Regions from separate parts of the Homo sapiens genome. Here region 2 is linked to region 1. Evidence: chromatin contacts called from ENCODE Hi-C or POLR2A ChIA-PET data. All regions are on one chromosome and are shown on one strand. Each heading gives the region's core, a stretch centred on a gene start or an enhancer-like site at or near the end of the contact. The rest is flanking DNA. Distances are from core to core; before and after follow the strand shown.

The links. A loop is a pair of places that touch in the nucleus more often than their neighbours do. ChIA-PET counts read pairs that join two places held with the same protein, here RNA polymerase II (POLR2A). Pooled maps may share reads with other maps.
Region 2: a pooled map shows a loop between it and region 1 (5-fold over the local background). The contact joins two enhancer-like sites. A Hi-C loop is called at or near these places in 4 of 168 maps with a recorded cell type or tissue (B cell and GM12878), 37 of 37 single-sample maps with no recorded cell type and 13 of 50 pooled maps. POLR2A ChIA-PET finds 5 or more read pairs at or near these places in 7 of 52 experiments (B cell, GM10248, GM12878 and 4 more).

Annotation. Positions count from the first base shown.
Region 1 is chr6:157,461,877-157,467,784 of GRCh38, forward strand. The region is part of intron 1 of ZDHHC14 (zDHHC palmitoyltransferase 14); the gene reads left to right. Among named protein-coding and RNA genes, the nearest start is that of MIR3692, 64 kb to the right of the region's middle. RefSeq lists enhancers at 2,470-2,970, 2,971-3,471, 4,306-5,093. Within about 2 kb of position 3,100, at least 3 of the 41 ENCODE cell types and tissues checked have a DNase peak (open chromatin) inside an H3K27ac peak, as active enhancers do; they include B cell and GM12878, where a contact is called at or near this core.
Region 2 is chr6:157,568,690-157,574,597 of GRCh38, forward strand. The region is part of intron 2 of ZDHHC14 (zDHHC palmitoyltransferase 14); the gene reads left to right. Among named protein-coding and RNA genes, the nearest start is that of MIR3692, 43 kb to the left of the region's middle. RefSeq lists an enhancer at 4,143-4,875. Within about 2 kb of position 2,487, at least 3 of the 41 ENCODE cell types and tissues checked have a DNase peak (open chromatin) inside an H3K27ac peak, as active enhancers do; they include B cell and GM12878, where a contact is called at or near this core.

The sequences.
Region 1 (5,908 bases), core at 1,850-4,349:
CGTGCCCCCACTAGAGGCACAGCGGTTCTGGGTCTTGAGATCCTCATACACTAAAGGTCTGCCACAAATTTAGGATCATCTTCATGCTTTGTAAAAAAATTTTTTAAACCCCTGTTGGGTCAGATCCTGGTCTATCATGCGACGGTGGCACCAGAGGGGGCTCTGCAGGGGGCATCAGACAACCTCATTTCCCTTAATACAACTCACTATAGATCTGTGAGTTCACATAGTTTCTGAGCTTATTTATAGTTTCAGCCTCTTCAGTGTCCTCTGTGTTGTCATGAATTTTCCACCATCGTGTAAAGTTAGCTCTTTTTCTTACTTACCCTGAATCTGCCTCCTTCAGTTCAAAGTGGTCTCCTTAGCTCTGGGGTTTCAGAGTTGACGGACATGCCTGTTCACCCTTTCTATTCTTTTCCAGTATATTTTCTAGTGAGATTCACTGTAGGTTTCCACAAGATGAACACTAACTGGAGCGATGAGTGCCTTGTGGATCCTTCAAGGATTTCAACAGCAAAGTTACCTCGAGCCATAAGCCTGCATTATGTTCTGACTTATAAGAAAAGCGATTTTTCTTTCTCTTTGTTGTCATGGGGCTGTCTTCCACCACATTAGGCAAAAAAAGTAGTGCAGTGCCTTGTTTTCAGAGCTTCTGCTGACAAATGAAGATTCCGAGGACTTTTGGGTTAGGCAAAGAAATGTGGTATTCTCTGGCTTCAGAGGATCTCTTTGAGAACCTCTTTGGAGGAGAATGCCTATCCCTGCTTTGCATTATAACTCTTAGAAACAAAAATTATTGTGTTTATAAATCTTCCCTTAGCTGTCTGCTCCTTAAATCGGCTCCTCACAAAGTGGGAAAAGAATCCAGGGTTCTCTGTTTGAAGTGCCCAGCCCAGTGCCCCCCAGCCCTGGAGGGCCTGGCGGGGGCCTCTTCCTGCCCTTCACTGCCTTTTTTCATGGCTGTCTCTGCAGACTCAGCTGAAGTTACCCATTAAGGGGGCTGGATGTTGTGTCGAACAGTACAGTGGTGGTTAATGCTGTTTAATTGTTTAACTGTGACCCTCACAGAATTACCAAGAATAAAATACTGCTGTTTCATTACCAATAAAATTTCCTAAAAGTGCATAAAGATAATTGTAGCTAGGAGTCAGTCTCTTTTCCAGAAAGATTCTTATGTCGGCTGAGTTCAAGTAGGTAGGTGCATGTTATATAGAAAGTTTATTACACGAGTTGTTGGCTATTCAGACATGCACGTGAGGCAGCTGGAAATGAGATCCTTCCATGGGAAATGCTTAGTTTGGAAAATGAAGACCTGAGAACATAAGAAAATAGAAATGTCACAGCCTGTTGTTTCTGTTGTCTCTTCGGTGTTTGGAACATGGCATAGAACAATTGAAATTGGTTTTTCAATAGAAACAATTGAATAGTCCAGATTCATTATTTTTTCCCCTCTTGCTATAAATGAAGATTTATGCAAAATAATCACATTCTCTTTTCCTGCCTATTCTAATGAGCTATTATTATTATTTTAAGACCTCCAGAGGTCTTAAAAGCACCCCAAAATGTGTAGCCCTGCCCCTATACATTTGTATATCCATAGCAGTGCTGTGCTCTCTATCACCCCCAACTCTTCACCAGAGGGGTTGACAGTGACTGAGCCTACAGGAAGAATCATCAGAAAGGAATGTAAGACAGCAGCTCCATCCAGTATTCCCACCTGAAGAAGGTCTTGCCAGGTTAAGATGGCTATTGTGGATAATATACTCTTAGATATAAAATAATTCTCAAGCTAAGCAGATGGTGCTGGCACTTCGTCCCAATGTCTCCCCGCTTTACCTTTCATTAGTCAGATCTGAAAATTAACACCAGCCGGCACAGTGGTTCACATCTGTAATCCCAGCACTTTGGGTGGCTGAGGCAGGCGGATGACCTGAGGTCAGGAGTTCGAGACCAGCCTGGCCAATGTGGTGAAACCCCATCTCTACAAAAAATACAAAAATTAGCCAGGCATTGTGGCTCATGCCTGCAGTCCCAGCTACTCAGGAGGCTGAGGCATGAGAATCACTTGAGTCCAGGAGGTGGAGGTTGCAGTGAGCTGAGATTGCATCACGGCACTCCAGCCTGGGTGACAGAGCAAGATTCTGTCTCAAAAAATAAAATAAAATAAAATAAATTAACACTAATGATGAAACTTTTAAAAGTTGTAGTAAGCAAAGGTAAAAACATAAGCTGTAATAGAAGTTCAGTCCATGTTTAAGTATTTAATCGTGACAACTACATGTATATGTTGAAAATCCTTCTTTAACCTTAGAGTTCTGAAGTTTCTAGAGGTTGGATGGAATTGCTTCCTGCTCTTGAGAAGACTACAACCTGAAATATTCCGTTTGCATGTATATTTTAATACACATACTTTGATAACCTTGTTCTTAAATATATATGCTGAATAGTATCTTTCATCTTAGGACTTTGAAATAATTCATTTATTTGCCTTTTCTCCTCTGACTAAAAAGAGTTATAGTTCATAGTTTCCTCATTCATTCAGACCAGGACTTATTAAATTAGATAATTCCTGATTAGATATTCTATTTCTTAGCTGTGTACATAGTAGGTATTCAGTAAATATTATTGACTTATTTAATGGTTACTTGTGCTCTTCAAATTACACCTGTATATTATGAAGTAGATTTTAGGGTGAATGTATGGGAAGCTATCATTGGTCCAGATTAACTGCTTTTCCCTCTTGTAAATGAATCTATGAAAATTAATCACTTTCTCTTTTCCTGCCTATTCTAATGATCTATTATTGTCTTTAAGCCACCCCAAAACTTAGTGACCCGAAGCAAATTTTGTTCTACTATCTCCTGGTTCTGTGGGTTGACTTGGTTCAGCTGGGCGTTGTCTGGTTAGGCCATTTCATGCAGCTTCTGCCTGATCCTGGCTGCCAGGGCCGTCCGCCCTTGGCTGCCTCCCTCACAAATCTCTCTCGTACGTAGCTGTGACCAGAGCAGCTCAGGGCGGGCCAGCTGTGGCTTCGTCGCAGCAGGGTGGTCTTGGGTAACCAGCCTCTAGGGCCAGTGTTCCAAGAAACCAAGACCAAAGCTGAGCCAGCCTTGAAAGACCCAGGCTTGTGCTTCTGTCACATGCAAGTTCTGGGAGCAGCAAAGAATTTGCAGCCATCTAACCTACCCTGTGACATTCTAAAAAGCAGCGTGTTTTTTTCTCTTTCTCCTTTTTTTTTTTTTTTTTTTTTTTACATTTTAATGGTTGTTTATTGGGTTGAACCAATGAAAAAAAAAGATTTAATTTTCTTTTTAGAAAAACACAAACATGTTCAGTTCTCCTGTTGTGCCATTACATTTTAGATTGTGTTAGTTTCAGATTATACTTAACTTGTCATAAACCAAGTAGAGTACATTTAGGTGCCTACTCTGAAACTAAAAACATCTTAATTTTGTGGTTCTGACTCACTGTTATTTATGAGAGCTTTTCTGAGAATTGTCTCCTTGAGATCAGATCCCTTGGGGGACAGAAAGTCCCTACTGAGTGTGGTAAAAATGCCCAAGCCCATTAAAACAATGGCCACCCCCATAACAATGCATTCTCCCCAGGAACCACACAAAACGGGAAATGAAATAAAATGGATGACTTAGAGTCTTCTTTCCTAGGGAGTCTGGATTGAACCATGGCATCTGGATAGTTAATGCCGTTCTATTTAGCAAGAGATGCTAAAAAAAAAAAAGAAATCTTCAAGGTCAGTCTTCTGTGTAGTGCCATGAGGCTCTCGTTAAAATGTCACGTACCAGGAGATTCTACCCCTGAGGGCAGGTTGGCCTCTGTGCCTTGGTCACTCTCCAGAGGTCTGAACTTGGTAGAGAGAGGTGGGGGCTGGGCGCGATAGCTTATGCCTGTAATCTCAGCACTTTGGGAGGCTGAGGCAGGTGGATCACCTGAGTCCAGGAGTTCAGGATCAGCCTGGCCCACACGGCGAAACCCCGTCCCTACTAAAAATACAAAAATTAGCCGGGCATGGTGGCGGGTGCCTGTAATCCCAGCTACTCGGGAGGCGGAGACACGAAAATCACTTGAACCCGGGAGGCGGAGCTTGCAGTGAGTCGAGATGGTGCCGCTGCACTCCAGCCTGGGCGACAGAGTGAGATTCTGTCTCAAAGAAAAAAAAAAGAGAGAGAGAGATATGGGAAGATAGGCATCTCGCAGGCGGGCCCCACAGCCTGAGAATTTCTTCTACCTTGGCCTGATCCTCAGCTGCCTCTCTGAGCGCACTCATGCTTCTCTAGGGAGGACTGGAGAGGGCCCCTGTGGCTTGCTGTGATGCTGGCTTACCTCTCCCTGGGTAAGTGCAGCTGCCAGCAATGCTGGTTCCCATGGCAATGCAGGGCCCCAAGTGCCATGCAGCAAGGACAGCTCGGTGCGTGCTGTACAGGGCCATCTGCTCCACAGTAGCACCCTCCCATTGACAGGATCACAGCCCATACCTGCGTCCCTGGCCATTGTGGATTCCCAGGGTTTAGGACTGTGCTTGGCACACAGGAGGCACTCAGGAATATTTGTTGACTCAGCAGTAAATGCAGAAATCAAATATGTGTTATTTAAAAAATTGAATTAGTTGTAAAAACCAAAATAAGACAATTTCAACTAAAATTAAATTCTTTTGTTTTTTTGGCCAGGCATGGTGGCTCACGCCTGTGATCCCAGCACTTTGGGTGACCAAGGTGGGCGGATCACCTGAGGCCAGGAGTTCGACACTAGCCTGGCCAGCATGGTGAAACGCCGTCTCTACTAAAAATACAAAAATTAGCTGGGTGTGGTGGCAGGCACCTGTAATTCCAGCTACGTGGGAGGCTGAGGCAGGAGAATCAGTTGAACCCAGGAGATGAAAGCTCGTGAGCCGAGATCACACCACTGCACTACAGTCTGGGCGACAGAGTGAGACTCTTTCTCAAAAAACAAAAAACAAAAAAAATTATTATTTTTTTCTTGAAAAAAATGTTAAAAAAAAAAGTAAAACCTGGCAATACTGGGCCTGAGAGGTCTGGTGGGAACTGCGCAGTAGCTGCCCTCACATGGCGAGGCTCATTCTCCAGGTGACTGAAGGCTCCTACCCTTGTCTATGCCTTTCCACCCAGCCTACTTCTCCTGTTTGAGTTTGCAAACCCCATAAGGCATGTTCCCATCTCTAATTTGGAAACACCATCCGAGTTTTTAAATTTATTTTGAAGGAGGTCATAAAATTCTCGCATTGCAAGATTTTTTTACAGCACCTTTATTGAGATGTAACTCACATGCCGTGAGATTTGCCCTTTTAAGGTACACAATTCAGTGGCTTTTAGTATACTCAGAGTTGTACAACTATCACTCTTCTCTAGTTTTAGAACCTTTTCATTGCCCTAAAAAGAAACCCATACCCACCAACAGTTGCTCCCCCTGTCCTACCCCACCACCCCTGCCTGGCCTAGGCAACCACTAATCTATTTTCTGTCTCTATAGATTTGTCTATTCTGGACGTTTCAGATAAATGGAGTCATGTATTATGTGGCCTTTTGTGCCTGGCTTCTCTCACTCAGCATAGTGTGTTCAGGGTTTATCCATGTTGTAGTATCTATGAGTTCTTCATTCCTCATTTTATTTATTTATTTATTTATTTATTTATTTATTTATTTATTTATTTATTTTGAGATGGAGCCTCACTCTATTGCCTAGGCTGGAGTACAGTGACATGATCTTGGCTCACTGCAACCTCCATCTCCCGGGTTCAAGCGATTCTCCTGCCTCAGACTCGCAAGTAGCTGGAATTACAGGCGCCTGCCAACACGTCTGGCTAATTTTTGTGTTTTTAGTAGAGATGGTGTTTCACCATTTTGGCCAGGCTGATCTGGAAATCCTGACCTCA
Region 2 (5,908 bases), core at 1,237-3,736, 110 kb after region 1:
TGAGATATACAACTAACTTGTTCCCCCTAAGGCTGTATAAATTTATATCTTCACCAAAAGTATATGAGCATGCTTATCCTCACTGTTCTCAACAATACCAAATATTGTCAAGTAAAATTAACTTTTGACCTCGCTTGTTTGAAATTGGGGGTTGGGGGCAAATCACAAACTTTAAAAAATATATTTACTGATAGCTGTTATTTCTTTGTGTGAGTTGCCTGTTCATCTTTTTTGCCCATTTTATCACTGGACTATTTGACTTTTTTCTATTTATTTATTAGAGCTCTTTAAAGATACTACCCTTTGTTATATATGTTACAAATATTTTTCTACTTTATCATTTGCATTTTTATGAAGTTTTTTTGACATACAGGTCTTTTATTTTCTATGTGGTCAGAGTATCAATCTTTTCTTTATGTTGCCAAACTTATGTGACAAGCCAACCTATATAGAAAAAGATTGATAGTCTAACCATATAAAAATTTAAAAACCCGTATGTCCAAAAACCTTTCCCTACTCCACTCCTCCTAATCAGATAAGTTTATGTATATTTTTCTAGTTCTTACATATTATAATTTTTTACATTTTAGTCTCTGGTATGTCTTTGAAGGTGTGGTTTTAACTTCAGGTTCTTCCCTCAAATGATTAGCTGTCTATCCTAATTTTGTTTATTTGTAATAAATAAAATAATAATTAATAATAATCCATGCTTTCCCCACTGATTTGAAAGGCTGTATTTATCAGATACTAAGTCTTAGAAAATTTGTCTATTGGGGATCTTCTATTTTGTTTCAGTATTTTATTTATTCCCGGGCCAATGATTTCCCCTTATTATTTTACTTTTGCAAATATTCTCACGTTTATTCTTCCAGATGAAGTTTAGAATCATTTTGTCAAATTTGTCAAAATTTTTCTAAATCATATTGAGATTTCTATTAGCATTGTAATAGATGTATAAAGTAAGTTGGGAAGAAGTGACATATTTAAAATACTGAATCTTCCACCGCAGGAAGCAGAGTGTCTCTCTGTGGTTTTCAAAACCCCCTTCAAGTCTCTATATTGTTGTATTGTTTTTTTCTTCACACGGAAGCTACCTACCATTTTTTTGTTAGCTTTATTTCTAGAGTTTTGTGGTTATATTTTTCTGTTTCAAAGGAGACATTGTCTTCTTTGTAGTTTCCAACTGTTTGTGTCATTAAATATATAAAAATACTTTTAAAGCTTGTATATATATTGGTTTATATTTGTTAACCTTAATGAAGATTTTTATTCATTTTATCCAATCTGTGTTGATTAGAGGCAAAAAAGAAAAGAGCTTAGGACCATAATAGATGGGCATTTTTATTCTTTAAAGTATAGTGTACTTATAAATAGCATCCCCTGCTTCTGTACTGGTAATCCTAATTCTCTTTTCTTCAATGCTAAAGATAAAATCTTGCACCAGTCCGGTGTAGAATGAGTGATAAACCAGCCCTTGCATTCAGGTCTTTTGCTAATGCTCTCAATATTAATGCCACTCAAACTTCAATAAAAGCCTGTCTGATTTTCCTGGTGATAATGGTGAAGCCTGGCCCTGCCATAGCGTGGTATCCAGTGTCCACTTTTTACCTTTGTTCTTGTCTACTTGTCTTACAATAATGCAAACACTGACAACCCAAATTGATCTCTATCACTGTACAATATTTACCCATTTCTGACAATGCAGAAATTATGTACCACAAAGTGGAAACACACAAATATTTCTAGCTTTGGCTTTCAGTGGAAGAACTGATCTTCACTTACGCAGCACAGCGGTTTTGTGTATATACTCAGAGAACTTTGACACAATTTGAGGGAAATTAAAACTTTGCAAGGACAAAGCCACTTTCTTTTCCTTTCAAGGGCAAGGCTTTGGCATCCATGTGGAAAAAAATAGTATGGAAAATATAAGGTAGTCATTAATTTTCATTTTGTTATGAGCATGTATTGGATTAACTCAGTTAAACTAAAAAGGTCGCAGCTACTAAACACTTTCTTTTTATTGTTTTTAATTGTACTAATTAGTGATATATATATGTATATACATACACACACACACACACATATATATATACACACACACACACATATATATACACACACACACACATATATATATATATACACACACACATACATCTATATTGCCCTTCTGAGTCTGGGCAGCCCCTGAAAAAAGAGCTTTTGATAGCTGTGAACATCATAGCATCTGACAGTTCAAGGTCTTTGCATGAATTACAATGTCCCTGAACTGCAGGAACTGAGATTGTCATGGTTTAAAAATGGAGAAGCTGAAGTCTGTTTTCTCCACCAGATCAAAGAATCATACTCTTTACTGGGGCCATTCTATGTTTCCATTTTCTGGAACTTATATTTTCAAAACAATTTGTAGGAATATTTGTGTTTCTATTCATGGAATCATTTTTGAACATTGATGTTTGCCACTCCGCATTCACGTTAAAGTTCAAGCAAATAGCCACTTCAACTTCATGAGAGCATGCCTATGTGCACGAGAGCATTCCTTGAATGAAACGTACTTTATTAGGGTCTTTCTCACCTAAAATCAGCATGCACTCTAGACCACAGCTATTGTCTGTCATGATGTTTTTCAAACTGTGCCTCCTGGAGCCCAGGCAAGGGACAGACATGTTGGGTGTCCCCATAAACCAGAGCTGCTTCACTCTCATCTGTTTTGTATACTGAGGTTCTTTGTAAAAGTTTCTTTGAACGGAAACTCACGATGCTATAAATAACAACAAAAACAAACAGTTTAAACACCTGGCCTGGCTGTTTTACTGGGCAGACCTTCCATAATTAACTAGATAATATCAGCTCTTTGGGTGACGGGAGCATCTTCGTAAGTGGCTTGCATCTTTCTCTTTTGTCTGTGTTTTTAGCCAGCTGCTTAGATTCCCCAGCTAATGGTACTGAAATGCAGCCTTGGGGTTCAGCTGTTACTTGTATGGTGTACAAACCTGTCTCTCTCAGCTGTACACAGGGAGCTGTTATAAAAATGCATATTCTTAGCCCCTCCTGCAGATAAGAATCTTCAGGAATGAGGAATCTGTATTTTTTTTTTTTTTTTTTTTTGAGCCTGCTAGGTAAGTAAACCTTTCGTGAATGGTGCTTGGGGCGGGGACTTCACCAAGCTTAGCTAACTAGTTGGCTGACTTGCTGTTAATTTTGTCCTGCCTGCTAATAAGTGTGTGCACCTACGGCAAGGCTCCTCAGATTTTCACGTGCATCCAAATCCAAATTCAGGGTGGGAGGGTGTGTGGGGAATCTTTGAAAATGCAGATTCTGGCTCAGCAGGGTCGGGGCTGGGAGGAGACGCTGAGATGATTCATTTCTAATAAGCTTCCTGGTGATGCCAATACTGCCAGTCCATGGCCCACACTTTGAGTAGCAAGACCCTAGGGCAGGGCCTCTCAGCCTCAGCACTCTTGATATCTGGGGCTGGAACGTTCTTTGTTGGGAGGGGCTGTCCTGCACATTGTAGGACATTTAGCAACACCCCTGGCCACCACCCACTAGGTCCCACTTGTGACACTCCCTCCCACTCATGACAACTACAAACATCTCTAGATGGTTTCAGATTTCCCCCGGGAGGCAAATCGCCCTGGTTGAGAACCACTGCCCTAGATGATCCCGATCATCAGCCAAGTTTAAGATCTGCCATGAGTATGATTTGTCTGCACACTTAAATTATTAAAAAATACAGATTCTGGGTTTATCTGGCCTCCCTAGAGTACAAGCCACAATAAGAAAGAGGACTAACCTTTTTTTTTATTTTATTATTATTATACTTTAAGTTTTAGGGTACATGTGCACAACGTGCAGGTTTGTTACATATGTATACATGTGCCATGTTGGTGTGCCGCACCCATTAACTCATCATTTAGCATTAGGTATATCTCCTAATGCTATCCCTCCCCCCGCCCCCCACCCCACAACAGTCCCCGGTGTGTGATGTTCCCCTTCATGGACAGAGGACTTACCTTGTTTACCACTGTATCTACAGCACCTAGAGGACTGTTGGGCATACAGTAGGTGCCTAATAAATATTTGAATGAATGCATAAAGAACCTAGCACTGCATAGCACATGAAACTCATTCTTCGAGGCCACCTGTTTCTGTTCTCTATTAAGTAGACAGAAAAAGGTTTTCTACTAATACTTCCATTGGGCTTTTTCCCCCGTCAATTCCTTGTTAAGGCCCTAAGTAGTCAGGTTCTCTTGGGGCTAGAGGGCCTATTTAAAGTTCTTATCCTACAAATGCCTTCTTCTTGACAAAGTTCTCTCCTCAAGAGATCATCCCACATGCCCTTTGATGACCAAGTCTGGGAAAAGCCCAAATCCTTTGTGTTTTCTAACGAAATTACCCCCTACAACTCAAAACCAGCTTCCTGTTCCGAGAAAGGCAAGGATTGTCTGCACTCGCCATCCCCCTTTCTTTCGGCCCCACTCCCCTTTCATCTTTCCCACCACTTACACCCTCTTGCCAGCTGTTGAGGAGCTCTGGGGACTCCTCTGCAAGTCAGAGCGCGGTCAGGGCTCTCCAACCCTTGCACCGGGTGCACCCTGTGCTCCCTCCCAGAGCTGGAAAGCATCCACGCCGGTTCCATCTCATTCCATGGGACCAGCATGTACCCAGTGGCAGGCCTTTCATGTCCTGCTCACCTCACGAGGGCAAGCCCGACAGAATGGTTTGAGCCTAAGTAGAAAAAAATTTGCCCAGCCTCCTGGCCCTGCATGCCTCCAGCAAGGGCAGAGAGACGAACCATCTCTATGCGGGACATGCCCCAGGGCCCCTTCTAGATCCCCATCCCTGTCATGTGGGGTAGGCCCCCTGCTGCCCACCCTGGCTCCCTCCTACGCCCTTCATGAAGGATCCCTCTCCAAGCCCATGCAGCCTTAAATTATTCCAGCTTTGGTCTCTCACAGTGCTTAACCCCATGCCCTTCCCATCTTTGTGCACGTGGTCCAAGCATTCTGGGCATGATGGGTTAATCCTTCCTGCCAGCTGCGCATCCTGGCTGAGCTTTGTTTCCAGTACTCTCCATCCAGCCCAGAGGAAGCGCAGCTCAGCCATGGTGCTCTACTCCCAAGGAAGCCCCAGGATGTCCCTGCCAGGGTCCACCCTCCCACATCAGCATTCCCCGTGCCCATGGGCCTTGGTGGGGAGATGCACGGATGCTATGGGGTCTGTGCTCAAGCATGCTGGGGAACGCTACTCTGTGAGAAACCTCGGGGTCGGGGGGGAAGTTCTTTGCTCTTAGGTTCCTAGGGCCTCGGCTGTGCTAATGCTCACATCAGCTTCCTAGAGGGAACACCAGAATTTGGGTTTTCCCAAATGTGTTTGGCATGGACTAAATGACTCAACAACACCACACTCTACACCTCTCTGTTGTTCCTTGCCTTTAAACATACGAGATGCCAGGTGTGGTGGCTCATGTCTGTAATCCCAGCACTTTGGGAAGCTGAGGCAGGTGGATCACTTGAGGTCAGGAGTTTGAGACCAGCCTGGCCAAGATGGCAAAATCCTATCTCTACTAAAAATACAAAAATTAGCTGAGCATGGTGGTGAATGCCTGTAATCCCAGCTACTCCAGAGGCTGAGCCAGGAGAATCACTTGAACCCGGGAGGTGGAGGTTTCAGTCAGCCGAGATCGCGCCACTGCACCCCAGGCTGGGTGACAGAGTGAGACTCCGTCTCAAATAAACATTGGAGCACCCGTGTCATTGCTGAATACTTACCTCCAGCCTAGGCCCTTCCTCTGAGGTCCAATTCTGCATGTGCCCCTCCCAGATGGTAGTTGCTCATGGTCAATACCACACCCATGACCTCCTCCCACTCCCCTCACCCAGCACCACAGAAACTCCCCTGGACT